Regions from separate parts of the Homo sapiens genome. Here region 2 is linked to region 1. A link is an interaction called in ENCODE POLR2A ChIA-PET data of the cell type or tissue named here. Cell type or tissue: GM12878. All regions are shown on one strand. Each heading gives the region's core, and the rest is flanking DNA. Links, peaks and the distances in the headings are about the cores only. Region 1 overlaps SAT1-DT (SAT1 divergent transcript). Region 2 overlaps PDK3 (pyruvate dehydrogenase kinase 3).

What was found. ChIA-PET counts read pairs that join two places held together with the same protein. Peaks named below come from ENCODE experiments on the same cell type or tissue, not always from the same donor. Only the 100,000 strongest peaks of a DNase experiment are listed, where the experiment ranks them.
Region 2: POLR2A ChIA-PET joins it to region 1 with 12 read pairs; 2 of 35 experiments call an interaction of 5 or more read pairs at or near these places.

The regions. Positions count from the first base shown.
Region 1 is chrX:23,771,460-23,776,839 of GRCh38, forward strand. The region is part of intron 1 of SAT1-DT (SAT1 divergent transcript); the gene reads right to left. Among named protein-coding and RNA genes, the nearest start is that of SAT1-DT, 8.8 kb to the right of the region's middle. In GM12878, for the core only: no CTCF peak of the experiment used is centred there; a DNase peak (open chromatin) is centred at 2,333; H3K27ac peaks cover 840 bases.
Region 2 is chrX:24,468,674-24,474,053 of GRCh38, forward strand. All of the region lies in intron 1 of PDK3 (pyruvate dehydrogenase kinase 3), which reads left to right. Among named protein-coding and RNA genes, the nearest start is that of PDK3, 6.1 kb to the left of the region's middle. In GM12878, for the core only: no CTCF peak of the experiment used is centred there; no DNase peak of the experiment used is centred there; H3K4me3 peaks cover 256 bases.

The DNA of each region.
Region 1 (5,380 bases), core at 381-5,380:
TCTCAGCCGGGTACGGTGGCTCACGCCTGTAATCCCAGCACTCTGGGAGGCCAAAGCAGGTATATCACCTGAGGTCAGGAGTGTGCGACCAGCCTGGCCAACATGGTGAAACCCCACCTCTACTAAAAATACAAAAAATTAGCCGGGCGTGGTGGCAGGTGCCTGTAATCCCAGCTACTCAGGCAGCTGAGGCAGGAGAATCGCTGGAACCTGGGAGGTGGAGGTTGCAGTGAGCCAAGATCACGCCACTGCACTCCAGCCTGGGCAACAAGAGCGAAACTCCATCTCAAAAAAAAAAAAAAAAAAGAAATCCTGTCTCTACCAAAAAATACAAAAATTATCCAGGTGTGGTAGCGCATGCCTGTAGTCTCAGCCCAGGTACTCAGGAGGCTGAGGCAGGAGACTTGCTTGAACCCGGGAGGCAGAGGTTGCAGTGAGCTGAGATCCGCGTCACTGAACTCCAGCCTGGGCGACAGAGCGAGAGCCCTGTCTCAAAAAGAAAAGAAGTATTGGTTAAAGGTTGAATTAAAAGTAGGCTTTTACTGCCCTTTAAATGTTTGGCATCAGTTCTGGGAGCCAGGAAAAAATAAATAAATAAATAAATAAATAAATAAATAAATAAATAAATGTGTGGCTGACAGACTCCATGGTGGCCTTCATGATCCTGCCTCCTGGTGTTCATGCCTTTGTGTGATACCTTCCCCTCGAGTGGTGACAGGACCTGTGACTTGATTCTGACCGATATGGTATAAGTGATAGGATGTTACTCCCATGATTATGTCACATGATGTAAGATTCTCTCTTGGCAGGAAACAAAAGCAAAAAATAGACAAGTGGGTCTACATCAAACTTAAAAACTTTTGTGCAGCTGGGCGCGGTGGCTCACGCCTGTAATCCCAGCACTTTGGGAGGCCAAGGTAGGTGGATCACCTGAGGTCGGGAGTTGGAGACAAACCTGCCAACATGGTGAAACCCTGTCTGTACAAAAAATACAAAAAGTTAGCCAGGCATTGTGGCGGGCACCTGTAATCCCAGCTACTCGGGAGGCTGAGGCAGGAGAATCGCTTGAACCTGGGAGTTGGAGGTTGCAGTGAGCCGAGATCACGCCATTGCACTCCAGCCTGGGCAACAAGAGTGAAACTCTTGAAAATTCATGAAGGGAGGAAAATACTCAGTGAAGGGAGTACAGCATAACCAGCCCAGAGAAAGAAACCAGAAAGTTCAGTGCCTCAGTTTCCTCATCTGTGAAATGTATCAAGGAGCCAGACCTGAGCCCCTCTGGGGCAGAGACTATTATTTTCACTCTTATGGCCCCAGCATCTAGCAGAGTGTCTCTCACAGAGTCGCACTTGTTAAAGCACTTTTTTGTTGTTGGTTTTTATTGTTTGTTTTTGGCATAGGATCTCACTCTGTTGTCCAGGCTCGAGTGCAGTGGCATGATCTCAGCTCAGCAACCTCCGCCCCCTGGGTTCAAGCGATTCTCATGTCTTCAGCCTTCTGAGTACCTGGGACTACAGACACGTACCACCACGCCCGGCTAATTTTTGTATTTTTAGTAGAGACGGGGTTTCACCATGTTGGCCAGGCTGATCTCCAACTCCTGACCTCAAGTGATCCGCCCACCTCGGCCTCCCGAAGTGCTGGGATTACAAGCGTGAGCCACCGCACCCAGCTGATAATGTGTGTTTTGACCTGACCGTGGTGGCATATGGACAAGACGGTTTGGGACTTGTTTATCCAGGAATAAAGTTCATGTTAGCAAGCAGTGAATCTCCCTCAGTGATTTGGGCTCAGCTTGGAACCATCCTGAGAGGCACATTATTTCTTGCAGACTGCGCAATTGGGGTCCTCTGAAAATGAAACCAAAATGGAACTCTTGCTTATGCCACCTGCTTCTGCTGAGGGACACACAGCTCTAGTCGCCTCCAGCACAAGATTCATGTGGGGCGGTGGTAATAGTGACACTTCCAGGTCACTTAGGGAAATCTCTCGCCAGGAGATGGGCAACTGGGCCATTGATACAGTGGTACCCGGCCACCTTTCATGAGTGCCTGTAATTAAAATGACATTTTAATTTGGATTTAGATATATGATAAAGTGAGACAGAAAGACAAATAAACATGTTTTCCTTTAATTTTTTGGAAATTTTATTAGCCCCTTATAAAAGGTTTAGTATGAAACTAGAAAATTCAATTTGGATAACTTAGTTTCTTTTTCTCTAATTTAGTTTCATTTCTCTTTACACAAATGTCACTTCCTCTCTGTAGCTTTCCAGGCCACTATGCTGCCTCGTCACCAAGACTTCGCTAGCACTCCATCCTGGCAGAATTAATTGTTTACTGCTTCCTGTAGATCATGTGGCACATTATTCACTGAAGCAGTTATCACAATGTATTTGATTACATTTCTGTTTTTTTTTCTCTCTAGGTGGCAAATTCTCAGAAGTCAGAAACTCTCCCTGTTTGATCTTTGTAGTGTCAGGACCCAGCATAATACCTGACATATAGTAGATGCTCAATAAATGAATTAAATGGAATTGAATTAGTATATTGGCTTTACTTATTATTTTGTTTGTTTTAGTCCCCTCCCCCCTTTAATGATTCTTTCTTTCTTTTTTTTTTTTTTTTATTCTCAATTGTTCCATCACCCAGGCTGGAGTGCAGTGGCACGATCTCAGCTCACTGCAACCTCCACCTCCTGGCTTCAAGCAATTCTTGTGCCTCAGCCTCCCAAGTAGGTGAGATTACAGGGATGCGCCACCATGCCTGGCTAATTTTTGTATTTTTGGTGAAGACGAGTTTTCACCATGTTGGCCAGGCTGGTCTCAAACCCCTGGCCTTAAGTGATCTGCCCAACTTAGCCTCCCAAAGTGCTGGGATTACAGGCATGAGCCACTGCACCCGGCCTGATTATTTTCAAAGAATTGAAGATAGAGTGCATCAGAAAAAATTCTATATTCATTATCTTTACTTTCTGTTGCTCAGACTATATGAGCCTCTTGGCCAAATAAAAGCCATTTATGGAACTGGTTTGCAGATGATTCTGAAAAGAGGCTGAGAGGAGAGGGATTAGGGAGGAAAAAAAATCCTTGTGGGATAGGGTCAGAATTCAAAGAGAAAATGGAGAATTAAAGACAAATTCAACGGAATTCTAATAAGATCAGGTGTAGAATCATAAACCTGAGGACAATCTAGGTATATAAACGCAAGACGTGGACCAGGCATGGTGGCCCACACCTGTAATCCCAGCACTTTTGGAGGCCAAGGTGGGAGGAACGCTTGAGCCCAGGAATTTGAGACCAGCTTGGGCAACATAGTGAGACCCTATCTCTTCAAAAAGTAAAATATTAGCTGGGTATGGTGGCAGATACTTTTTCTTTTTTTTTGAGACGAACTCTCGCTCTGTCTCCAGGCTGGAGTGTAGTGGCATAGTCTTGGCTCACTACAACCTCCACCTCCCAGGTTCAAGCTCTTCTCCTGCCTCAGCCTCCCAAGTAGCTGGGACGACAGGTGTGCACCATCACGCCTGGCTAATTTTTGTGTTTTTAGTAGAGATGGGGTTTCACCATGTTGGCCAGGATGGTCTCCATCTCTTGACCTTGTGATCTGCCCGCCTCAGCCTCTTAAAGTGCTGGGATTACAGGTGTGAGCCACTGCGCCCAGCCAGGTGGCACATACTTACAGTCTCAGCTACATGGGAGGCTGAGTTGAGAAGATTGTTTGAGTCCAGGAGTTCAAGGCTGCAGCGAGCTATGATTGCACCTCTGCACTCCAGCCTTGGAGACAGAGTGAGACCCTGACTCAAAAAAAAAAAAAAAAAAAAAAAAAAGGAGTAAACCCAAACCCAAGATGTGCAGGAGTGGCATTTCAGAAGCTAAGTTCTAGGGGTCATGTGATCCTCCTACCTCAGCCTCCCAAGTAGCTGGGACTACAGATATGTACCACCATGTCCAGCTAATTTTTGTGTTTTTTGTAGAGGTGGGGTTTTGCCATGTTGACCAGGCTGGTCTCAAACTCCTGGGCTCAAGCAATCCACCCAACTCGACCTCCCAAAATGCTGGGATTACAGGTGTGAGCCATGGCGCCCACCAAGAGCTGACACTTTAGGAGGCCTAAGGATGGTTGACTGCACTTTTCAGATATCCCAAGTATTTATAAGGAGTTAAAGGCTTGATCTCTGAGCTGAGTGATAGGCAGTAGTCTTCCTTTTAGACACAGTCTCAGGAGGGGAGAGAGGAAGGGCTGCCCGGAGGAGGTAGGTCACACAGAATGGGTTACGAATCGTGTATCTGCCCTCAGTTCTAATTGTACCTGTCCTTTTTCTCCAGAAGGCTGGATCCTTTCTTACCAGAACCAGTACCTTAAGGGCTTGTAATATTGAACTGTGAGTCCCCAGAGGGCAGGTACTATGCCATATTTATTTTGGCACTCCCCAAGTACAATGCTTGGTAGGAAACAGGCCTTAATAAGTTTTGGCTATGCCAGAAGCGGTGGCTCACGCCTGTAATCCCAGCACTTTGGGAGGCCGAGGCAGGTGGATCACCTGAGGTCAGGAGTTCAAGACCAGGCTGGCCAACAAGGTGAAACCCCATCTCTACTAAAATACAAAAACTAGCCAGGCATGGTGGCATGCGCCTATAATCCTGGCTACTCAGGAGGCTGCGGCAGGAGAATTGCTTGAGCCTGAGAGGCAGAGGTTGCAGTGAGCTAAGATCGCACCACTGCACTCCAGCCTGGGCAACAGAGCTAGACTCCATCTCCAAAAAAAAAAAAAAAAAAAAGCACCCAAAACAACAAATAACACAATTTAAAAATGGATGAAGGAGGCTGGGCACAGTGGCTCACACCTATAATCCCAGCACTTTGGGAGGCCGAGGCAGGTGGATCACTTGAGGCCAGAAGTTTGAGACCAGCCTGGCCAACATAGCTAAACCCCCTTCTTTTTAAAAAATACAAAAAGTTAGCCAGGCATTGTGGCATGCACCTATAATCCTAGCTAATTGGGAGGCAGAGGTAGAAGAATTGCTTGTACCTGGGAGGCAGAGGCTGCAGTGAGCCAAGATCGCACCACTGCACTCCAGACAGAGCAAGACCCTGTCTCCAAAAAGAAAAAAAAAATGGATGAAAGACTTAAATAGACAGATCTCCAAAGAAAATGTATAAACGGACAACAAGCATATAAAAGACATTCAGCATCACTAATCATCAGAGAAATGCAAATTAAAACCACAATATCACCTCACATCTATTTTAACTGCCACTATTTTTTGAAAGGTGGCCAGGTGTGGTGGCTCACGCCTGTAATCTCAACACTTTGGGAGGCCTATGTAGGAGGATTACTTGAGCCTAGGAGTTCAAGACCAGCCTGGCCAAGATAGTGA
Region 2 (5,380 bases), core at 68-5,067, 700 kb after region 1:
ATGTGCAGTATTTTTCTCTATGCTTTTTAAAATAATGAAAGTTTCTTGAACTCCATCTTGACTTGAAATATAGCCTGCCACACAGTTAGCAAATATAGCAAGAATAACAAGTGTTCTAAATGGATTTTTAATTTATTATGGCAATAGTACATTCCAAAGGGTGGCATTTTTTAAAATGAGATTTTTCTTTTGGGCCTAAGATTACAGTCACATGGTTCCAAATTCAGAGGGTTCAAAAGGACACAGAAAAGCCTGCTTCCCACTTGTGCCCACTGGCCTCCCCTTTTTTCGCATAAATGGCAGTTTATAGCTTTGTCTGTTCCTTGTTTTTTGAGCTTAATACCTTAGAGACAGATTTTTGTATATCTGTACCTGCAGAACTTTGTTTTTCTTTTTTATGGCTTCTGAGAATTTGGTTATATGAATGTACCAGAATTTATTAGCAACTTTCCCTATTGATGGCTACAATTAATAGGTTGTTTCTAGACTTTGCTGTGGCAACCTGCCCTCCAGTGAATTATTATATGCATTGTCATTTCATGCATGTCCGCGTGTATCTGTAGGACAGATTCCTAAACGTGAGATTGCTACATCAGCAGGTATGTGCATTTGTAATTTTGGCGAACATTGTCAAATTGCTTTCCATAAAGGTTGTTTGTTTTCCCCCTCGCTAGAAGTTTCTGAGAGTACCTGTTTTCCTATGCCTTCACCACATTGTTGTCAAACTTTTGATAGGTAAAAAAAAAATGATATATCTAGATAGAATTTTTTTCTCCTTGAGTAAAGATGTCTTTATTTTAGTTTTTTATTGTGGAAATTAAAAAAAAAAACTTAGGTGGGTGCCTGTAATTCCAGTGCTTTGAGAGGCCAAGACAGAGGATGGCTTGAGACCAGGAGTTTGAGGCCAGCCCTGGGCAACATAGTGAGATCCTGTCTCTAAAAAAAATAATAATAATAAATAAATAAGATTAGCCAGGAGTGGTGGTATCGCACACCTGGGGTCTTAGCTACTCAGGAGGCTGAGACAGGAGGATGGCTTGAGCCCAGATTGAAGCTGCAGTGAGCTGTGTTTCTGCCACTGCACTCCAGCCTGGGGGATGTACATGTATAGGTAAATACATATATAAATTTTATTGTGTATAATTAAGGTATACAACATGATGTTATGGGATACATATAGTTAAAAGGTTACTACAGTGAAATTAACATATCTATCATCTCACATAGTTACCCTTTTTTATTTTTGTGGCAAGGTCAGCTAAAATCTACTCATTTAGCATGAATCCCATATACAGTACAATTTTATTATCTATTATATATTCTTCATGTTGTGCATTAGATCTCTAGACCTTAAACATTTACAGAAGTAGAGAGAATAGAATGATGAACTCCTGGGTTTGTTTTATTGATATCCATTTGCTATTTGTCTGTAGATGTTGTATGTGTGGTCTGTTAGATTTTCTGATCAAAGTCATGCTTGTTTCAAAAAGATAAATTTTTGTTTTCAAAAAGATAAATTTTTTTCTTTTCCTATGCTAAGACTAATTTATCTTTTGAATTATCTGGTTCTTAAAGATTTGGTAGAACTTCATATGAAAGTGTTTAAGCCTGTATGTTTTGGGGAGTTTTGCTCTCTGATAGCTTTCTCTATTCTGTGTTATTGATCTCTGTAGATTTTCTGTCTCTTCTAGAGTCCATTTTGATATATTTTTCTTGAAAATTATCCTACTTGGCTAGGCGCGGTGGCTCATGCCTGTAATCCCAGCACTTTGGGAGGCCAAGGCAGGTGGATCACATGGGGTTGGGAGTTTGAGACCAGCCTGGCCAACATGGTGAAACCTCGTCTCTACTAAAAATACAAACATTAGCTGGGCATAGTGGTGGGTGCCTGTAATCCCAGCTACTGGGGAGGCTGAGGTAGGAGAATTGCTTGAACCCAGGAGGCGGAGGTTGCAGTGAGCCAAGATCATGCCCTTGTACTCCAGCCTGGGTGACAAGAGTGAAACGGCATCTCAAAAAAAAAAAAAAAAAAAAAAAGAAGAAAAGAAAAAAAGAAAATTATCCTACTCATTGAGGTTTTTAAGTCAGTTTGGATAGCTGAGATAGTTGTCACTGAACAGTCTTAATTTTCCCTGTGACATTTGTCCCCCCCCTTCTTCTTGAGTAGGTTAGTTGATGATTTATTGGGTTGGATTTATTAGTTTTATGACTTTTGTTATCTAGTTTATTGTCTGATTTGACTTTAATAATTCCTTCTGGTCTCAGGTTTATTTTGTTCTTTTAAAAATTAGGTGCTTTCTGTTCTCACTCATAAGTGGGAGTTGAACAATGAGAACACATGGACACGGCAAGGGGAACATCACACACCAGGGCCTGTCGGGAGGTGGGGGGGCTAGGGGAGAGATAGCATTAGGAGAAATACCTAATGTAGATGACAAGTTGATGGGTGCAGCAAACCACCATGGCACGTGTATACCTATGTAACAAACCTGCACGTTCTGCACATGTACCCCAGAACTTAAAGTATAATAAAAAAAATTAAATGCTTTCTTCTTTGTCTTGTTTATTTCAATGTTTAAGGTTAGTTATTCCTCTGAGCACTGCTTTAGCAGCTGATGTGTGTATTTGGTCTTTTTTCTCTTAGCTCTTCTGTGTCTTCAGGTTTTTATTTTCCTATGAATGAAGAGTTGTTTGGAGGAGTTAAAAATTTCCAGTGAAGGTGCATTCTGCATTTTAATTTTATTTATGTCTAGTTTTGTTGCACTGTGATTACAGAATGTTGTCTGAATTATTCTCTAATTTATTGATGTTAACTTTGAAGCTCATTATATGGTTGTTTTCTGTGAATGTTCCTTGGGCAGCGAAAAGAAGGTTATACTCTCTTCTCAGGTTGCAGAGTGTGATATGTCAGCTCTGCAATATTATGTTATTTAGGTTTTGTGTAACTTTACTTTTTTTATCCACCTGATTTGTCATGGATCAAACACAAGAGAAGTTAAAGTCTCCTAATAATGATTCTCTTTCTCCGTATAGCTCCTATTGTTTTTGCTTTATGACTATCAGTGTTATGTTTGATGCTTATTAACTCACATCCTCATTGTGAGATATACCCATTAGCATTAGAGTGCTGCCCTTTTACTAGTTGAAGGCTTTTTGGCCTGGATTCGTCCTTATTTGACATTGAGATCTAGTTCCCTATTTTCTTGTTTACATTTCCTGGGATAGCATTGCCATCCTTTTATTTTCAGTTTTTCTGAATTACTTCGCTCTAAATATGTCTCTAAATGTAGTGTAAAGTTGGGTTTTGCTTTGTGAATCAGTCTTTTTCATGTGGTAAGTTTAACCTATTTATACTTACTGGTATGATAGATCTGTCATCTGTAATGATAAGCATTTGTAATTTTCTGTTGCTTTCTGTTTTTAATACCTCAGTTTTCCTATGTTATATATTTGCTTTGTTTTGCCATATTTATTTTAATAAATAACTAGGCTTGAATTTTTGGTTCTAGTGGTTATCTTTATAGTTATTACTTTATTTCTATAGACCTTTGTCCCATATGGGTCACCACTTGTCAGCCAGGAGACCTTTGAGCACTTGAAATGTGGCTAGTGTGGCCGAAAAACTGAATTGACTTAATTTAAATTTAAAATGGATACTTGATGCAGTTAATTTTTACATCTGTGTAGAATAACTTGGATATGGAATCCACTTTATCACCTGTAAATTTTAGGAAATCTCTTTATAGGTCAATTATTTCTGATAGAAATTTAGCCTCTGAATTGAGATGTGCTTTCAGTATAAAATACACACTGGATTTCAAAGACTTAATATAAAAATAGTAAAATATCAGTACATCTTATATTGATTGCATGTTGAAATGGTAATATTTTAGATATGTTGGGTTAAATGGAATATTATCAAAAACTTTATTTCTTTTTTATGTTAATGTGGCTACTAGGAAATTTTAAATTATATATATGGCTTACATATTTCTTTCTTTCTTTTTTTTTTTTTTTTTTTTTTTTTTGTGAGACGGAGTTTTTGCTCATGTTGCCCAGGCTGGAGTGCAATGGTGCGATCTGGGCTCACCGCAACCTCCGCCTCCCAGGTTCAAGTGATTCTCCTGCCTCAGCCTCCCAAGTAGCTGGGATTACAGGCATGCGCCTACATGCCCAGCTAATTTTGTATTTTTAGTAGAGATGGGGTTTCTCCATGTTGGTCAGGCTGGTCTTGAACTCTCGACCTCAGGTGATCTGCCCACCTCAGCCTCCCAAAGTGCTAGGATTACAGGCATGAGCCACAGCCCCTGGCCTGGCTCACATATTTATATTGGACAGTGTGGCTTCAGATAATATATGTTAATTCCTTATTGGGAGCAATGAAAACATCACATTTTAATGTTCAGAATAAACATTTATTGGCTGGGTGCAGTGGCTCACGCCTGTAATCCCAGCACTTTGGGAGGCCGAGGTGGGTGGATCACGAGGTCAAGAGATTGAGACCATCCTGGCCAACGTGGTGAAACCCCGTCTCTACTAAAAATACAAAAATTAGCCAGGCATGGTGGTGGGCGCCTATAGTCCCAGGTACTCGGGAGGCTGAGGCAGGAGAATTACTTGAACCTGGGAGGTGGAGGTTGCAGTGGGCCAAGATTGCGCCACTGCACTCCAGCCTGGCTAGAGTGAGACTCCGTCTCAAAAAACAAAACAAACAAACAAACAAAAACAAAAAAACCAACCACACATTTGTTGAATTTATTTATTTATTTATTTACTTATTTGAGACAGAGTCTCACTCTGTCACCTAGGCCAGAGTGCAACGGCTTGGTCTTGGCTCACTGCAACCTCTGCCTCCCGGGTTCAGGTGATTCTCCTGCCTCAGCCTCCCGAGTAGCTGGGATTACAGGTGTCTGCCACCACGCCTGGCTTATTTTTGTATTTTTAGTAGAGACGGGGTTTTGCCCTATTGCCCAGGCTGGTCTCGAACTCCTGACCTTAGGTGATCTACCCGCCTCTGCCTCCCAAAGTGCTGGGATTACAGGCATGAGTCACCGTGCCTGGCCTGAATTTATTTCCTGAAATATAACTTTCACATGTCTTGTTCCATATTTTTTTCTATAAACCTCTCTGGATTTTTGGATCAATGTATTGTTTTTGACTGGCAGTTAATGTTATGGTGGCTCCTTGTTATATTTGCACAAATTTGAGTTCTCTTTCCCTTAAGCAGTTGTGATAAATTAAAAATTCTCTTAATTATATAAGAAAAGGAGAACTTGGACTATTATGGCATAAAGATAGAACCTTCTGAATGTTGAATGAGTTGGTAGGAAATGATTCACATTTTCTTTTGGACTTGCTTTTCATCTTTCAGTCTCGCCCT